Regions from separate parts of the Mus musculus genome. Here region 2 is linked to region 1. Evidence: chromatin loops called from intact Hi-C (ENCODE). Cell type or tissue: left cerebral cortex. All regions are shown on one strand. Links, peaks and the distances in the headings refer to the core of each region. The heading gives the core; the rest is flanking DNA. Region 1 has its middle 69 kb from the start of Snx10. Region 2 has its middle 54 kb from the start of Gm38811.

The links. A loop is a pair of places that touch in the nucleus more often than their neighbours do. Peaks named below come from ENCODE experiments on the same cell type or tissue, not always from the same donor. Only the 100,000 strongest peaks of a DNase experiment are listed, where the experiment ranks them.
Region 2: a loop joins it to region 1, with 6 times the contacts of the local background. A loop is called at or near these places in 1 of 42 quality-filtered maps.

Annotation. Positions count from the first base shown.
Region 1 is chr6:51,591,657-51,594,572 of GRCm38, reverse strand. No RefSeq gene overlaps it. Among named protein-coding and RNA genes, the nearest start is that of Snx10, 69 kb to the right of the region's middle. In left cerebral cortex, for the core only: a CTCF peak has its summit at 1,644; DNase peaks (open chromatin) are centred at 907, 1,665 and 2,122; H3K4me3 peaks cover 1,400 bases; H3K27ac peaks cover 2,500 bases.
Region 2 is chr6:51,655,921-51,658,836 of GRCm38, reverse strand. No RefSeq gene overlaps it. Among named protein-coding and RNA genes, the nearest start is that of Gm38811, 54 kb to the left of the region's middle. In left cerebral cortex, for the core only: no CTCF peak of the experiment used is centred there; no DNase peak of the experiment used is centred there.

The DNA of each region.
Region 1 (2,916 bases), core at 96-2,595:
CGGCAGAACCCTGTCCCTGGAAAGCTTTCTTTTTCTTCTGTTCTCTCTCTTTTTAAAGATTTGCTTATTTATTTTATGTATAGGAGTACTCTGTCTTCGTGCATCCCATTACAGATGGTTGTGAGCCACCATGTGGTTGCTGGGTATTGAACTCAGGACCTCTGGAAGAGCAACCAGTGCTCTTAACTGCTGAGCCATCTCTCCAGCCCCAGAGACTCCTTTTTTATACAGTCTCTGTCCACATGGAGGAGGTTCCAAGTCTCCCTCTTTTAATTCCTTTTTAACTTTGACAACAAAAGAACCTTGACCCCCAAGACTCCTCTATCTCAGGATACTTGAGAAACCAACTAACTTTAAGATTGAAATTAGTATATTTTTTTCGGCTGCAAATGCTTGCCCTCGTCACACACAGCGGTGGGGTGACCTCGCCCCCTTCCACTTCCCATGCCAGGTAATTTTATTTTTCATTATCCCTTTAATGCAGAGCAGGGCCACTGATTACAAAAAAGCAGTTTGCCTCTAGCAATAGGTCTTCTTCAGTAATCCTCACTGTCATGGAAATTCCAGCTGCTACAAGAATAAGAGGCTCAATCCATATTTGCCAGTTCTAATATGAAATCTGTCAGAGCCCAAATTAATGAGTTCCAAATTCCTTACATCACGATAACAGGTTAAGACTGGTCAATTAATTACATAAATCCTTCCCGATTCATTGTGCGTTTGCAGCCCTGATTGTGTCTTACATTACTCCGTGACACAAGGCCTTTTGGCTCCTGTTGTTCCAAAGAAAGGCCCCATTTAAGTGGAGGCTGCCTGCCACGGCAAAAATGTTAAATGTCACACGTTAAATGTGCACTTTTCTGTAATTGCTTTTGTTAAAAAAAGAAAAAAAAAAGATTAAAGTACAGGGCTCCTAACACAGTACCGTGCTGAGGGCTGGAACTGTACTGAGCACCCGCTTGGACGGTGAGACGCCTCTGCTCTGCCTCTAGCAGGACATACAGACTCTTTGGCACCCATGCTCTGCAGGAAGAAGCCAGAAGGTTGTGTTTGTGAAAATAAACCCAGTTCCCCAAGATCAATACTAGCAAATATAGACCTTTGAATATGCCTTTTTTTAAAATGAGAGGATTAAAATCTGAGTCCAGCTTCTCGTCAGGTGTTAAGAGTACTATTAAGTGTGTAACCCATATTGGACCTAGTTAACTTGAAAAGAGAGGCACATTATACAAGAGTATATGGTACATGTGTAGTTTTAGCATCACCCAAAAGGATGCTCCTGATGGCTTTGCTATTTAGATTTATAACTGATATGTACCTACAGAAAATAGAATTGAGGACTCAGAGGACCACAAAATTATCCAGGTCAAATGTTTTCTTTTCTTTTCTTTTCTTTTTTCTTTTGTCCAAATGAGCTTAGAGTCACAGCTAGGTAGACTGTGATCTGCCGTGACATGACTCTCAACACCTAGTGCCATCTCCCCCTTCACCCCCTCTGTCTTGCTTTCTGGCCCGATGCAGATTTAGCCTGAACCATCTCACCACAGGCTTAGAGTCTGGAGAGCACAAGCCAGCAGATGATGCTCTGGGCATAGACTGCAGGGTATCAACGCGCCACGCTGCCCGACAGCGACCCCGTCCGTCCACCCGTGGCCTCGCACCGCAGGTCAGCTTCAAGTGACCTGGCTCAGCAGCTTGGGGACCTACATCTCCCCACGCGCGACCCAGAACCTGGACGCACGCGATTCTTTCCCAGGGACGAAAGTTCCGCTCCTGGGCCCAACCGGGTCAGGCAAGAGAGGAAGGTTAGCGTATTGGGCTCCGGTCTGGAAGGTTCCAGGCTCCTGGGAATAAGCGCACAGCGCAGCGTGGGGTCAGCTAAGGCTGGAGCTGATGGAGCCATGTGCACTCTCTCGGAGGGCGGCGGTCTGAAGAACAAAGGCCCACGTGCCTCCCCCACCCACGCCCGGCACGTGTGCGGTGGCTTTGTTTGGTCCTCACTGTCTGGGTGCGGGACGCTGGCGGTGCCGGAGGCAGGTGGGCCATGGTAAATCGCTCTCCACCCGCCCACTCCAAATGGCTTCCTCCCATCCCCCACTCAGTTCCGCAGAGCAGTTGCTATGGGTTACCAGGGCGGTTGCCATGGGTTACCCAACCGAGGAAGCGGGAGCATGCGTGGGATGGCAGGAGCTTGAGGGCTGCTGAGCCGAGGCCCACGGGGGTGGGGGACTGAGCTATAAAGAAGGTCCAGGTAAGAGTCGAAATCCACGCGCTATGACACTCAGAGCCTGCTGGCTTCTGCAGCATCTCTACTTCTCTTTTGCTTAAAGCAGAGTGGATTCCGCACAAATTTTTGTAGCTTAGTGTTCTTCTCTCCCTCTTTTCTAATCTATCTTTTGAAAATAAGTCTTTGGAATTTTGAAGGAAAAGGGTCATGAACTACCAGAGTTTTTGCTGCTAAAATAAATTAATGTCCAGTGCACTATTTTTAACAAGGACCTAGAAGTTTCCAGCAAGAGGGAAAGGGTTTGACTTAAGGGCTGACAGTGGTGACTGGACTGTAAAACGCGTCCAGCCAAGAACAAAGCCCTGAACCCATTGTGAATGTATCAAACTCCAAAGGAATTGTTTCTTTACATGCTAAATTATTTTTAGCTCCATTTATTAAAATGTCTGCATTTCTTGCCTTGACTTGCAAAGAAAACTGTATCTATGCCTTTAATGAATGTCAAGTTGCCACAACTAAGTTCAGACATTTTACGTTTAAAAATGTGTTCATAGCAAATTAAGAAATGGTTTTCTTCAGAAACAAAACTGTATTGAAATAAATGCTTTCTCGGTGGAAAGGACGGCGTTGTACTCATCCGGCACCAGCTAACTAATTTAAATATTTTTTAAAAAGACAATTTAGAAACA
Region 2 (2,916 bases), core at 292-2,791, 64 kb before region 1:
GCTCTCACAAGGAGACAAAGGCAGAGATGGCTGGACAAAGAAAAGACCAGGGTGAGATGGGAGAGCACAAGATGTCAGCAGATGTACCATGATAAACAGTTTTCTGGGGAGCACCACCCCAAACGCAAGCCACTCTAAAAGTGAATTCCCGAGAAGCCTCCTCCTCCCCACGACTTTACATAAAGAACACTTCCCAGGCAGCTGTGTGGGTCACTCATGCTGTGCTCAGGAATACATCTGAACAAGCAGCCTTTGTTCCCGGCTCCTTCTAAAAGAGGGGAGCAGCCCACGGAGCACAAGCGTTGTTGGTTTCACAGAGGATCCAAACCCCAGCAACCTCAGCAAGGAGAAAGCGAAGAGGGCAGAGAAGACAGCAGTAGTCTGCTGGCTGATGTACCCTCGGAGTCTGCTTGTTTGCAGTGACTTTGCATGGTGATGTGATCCTGGCCTGCCAATGATCAAAAGCAATTGAGACCCTCTCCCATCATTCACAAAAGTTGCTTAAGGCCGGTGCCTTTGAATGCTGTTTTAGTAGTGGTCTCATACAATACATCTTAAGGCACATTTATACTGTGTTCACTGTGCATTCAACTGTGGCCACTTCAAAGGTTTAACCAAGTATTTTATGGCCATGGTAAAGGGTTCTTATTGATTTAAATTACAAGCTTGGCTCCCGTCAGCTCCACTTGAGGGCAAAAATGCAATAAAATATCCCCCGGCACAAGAGACAGACATATCACATTGAAAATCTTCTGAGATCCCTCTCACCATAATCATTCTCAATGATATTTATTTATATGGGCAAGGTTATCAGAGAGATTTGTCTGCCGTCTCTAAACTGTGGGGGTTGGTTTGGGTTTGGGCTGTTTGCTTTTAAACCCTGACCCCAGCCAAGGAAAGGTCATAAGTACACTGGGACCCTGAGTTCAGAGGCTTCTACCTCTTCCTGGCGACTGATAGAGTGGCTTGTTCCAAGCACAGTGACATTGACATACTGGCCATCACAGTTGAGGGATTTTGGTTTTCAGCCCTCTGATCATTTGCATACCCAGCAGGCCAGCTGCAGATGAGTGAGAGGTGTCAAGGCATGAATGACAAGCCTATCAGGGCGATGGAAGGCTGTCTCCAGATTAACTGTCAGGGAGACAAACTTCACTCTGGAGACAGACAAGAACATGCATTCCGTTGGAAGACTGAGGGACTGAGAAGCACCTGAAAGCTGTCGCACTATGCAAGGCTCTTTATGCCACTCTGTAAACCTGGGAGTGACCAGCAAAACAGAAGCCTCCTGGTGCTGAGACAAAAGACAGAAACACCAAAGCAAGATAATTCTGGTCTGCTCTCTTCCCGATTCCTTTGTAATAATTTGCCTGGAAACATACCCAAGATGGAGCTAACCGCTGGACATACACAGAAAGTAGCAAATGACTATTATGTATCTGACATTTGAAATAACATGTTTCTGGAGGCTTGGCATTACAAGAGTCATTTCACTTCAAAATGTTATTCCTAATGTAATTTTTTAAAATTCATAAGAGGCACTTGCTAGAATGCAGCGTAGCACGGGAGTCACTCAAAAGACAGAGGTCAAATTCATTTCATTTCTTTTATGTTTTCTTCTCTCTGCTAGATGAAATAAATGATTAAGCCTAGAACACTTGGCAGTTCCGCGAATGTGCTCTGTGGCACCATTACAAGATCGATTTTCTCAATACAGGAGTCTTTCTAGGGTGCACATTGCTTAGCTGACATCTGTCGCCGTTGTCATGGCAGCGCACTCTCCAGCACAGTGAGAGGTCAGGCCTGACAGGGAAGGCCTCACCAGCTCTACCCCAGTCACTTCAAGGTTAACAGCCAATGGACCAAAGAAATAGGCAATTATAGTACAGTCAATTCCGGTTAAGGAAATATCTGAGAAGTAAATATGTCTGATAAGTGGATGGAAATGAAACAGCCGATGCTATTGACGCCATCCCATAATATCAATACCATTCTGTGGTGCTGTTTGGTGATGCCTTGGAAATTTTCTGCACCCAAAGAAATCTAGCCAGAGAGAAGATGAGAAAATTTTCACCCTGCTGCCATTAGCCTCTCTCCTAAAGAGCAGGATTCCCACGGAGGGTGAGATGAACAGAAGGACAAAGCTTCTTCAAGAGCAGAATGAAAGAAATCCCCGGGTCTCCGACCCCATTGTTTTAGCCCCTGATAGTCCAGCTGTATGCGTAAGCATCCCAAAGAAAATTAACCTTAATATTTCTCATGGCTCCAACACATTTGCTAAATTTATCCCTCTTCAGGGGAAAAAAATCCTTCTTACAGTTTCAATAACCTTAAAAAAATTATCACACACAAAAAAATTCCAAATCATCAACATGCTAGAGTTAATGCTTTTCTATATGCACGCATTCCCACTGAAGCGTAGCTTTTGGTAGACCGAGAAACAGTATTATTTTAATAGACATTTGTTGGACAGGATTTTAAAAACAGCAGATGGAACTAAAATGCAAAAATTTTTTTGATTACAAGTTACAGAGCCAGGGAATCAGGCTACTGACAACGTCTGCGGCTGGTAAGCTCTGAGAGTCTTTATTGCATGCATTCATATTACCCACTCCTGGTTAAATCCTAGAGTTAGCATGAATAGACCTTTAAATCTTAGCAGCCGCCTAGAAGAGTCAAAGGCCTCAGCTCTGAGACTCTGCTGAGAATGAGAAATGACGAATATGTGTTTAGGTGCCTACATATACACATATGTAATCATCGGGTCGGCTCATCTCACACTTTTGTAAAAATTACTTAGCTACAGTAAGCATAGGGCCAATGTTTGAAGCCTGTGATCCATCTTCGATCTCATCAAGAGACAGAGTTTATCAATTGTTTCCTCTGAGTCTCATTTACCAACCAAAGTCACTGATG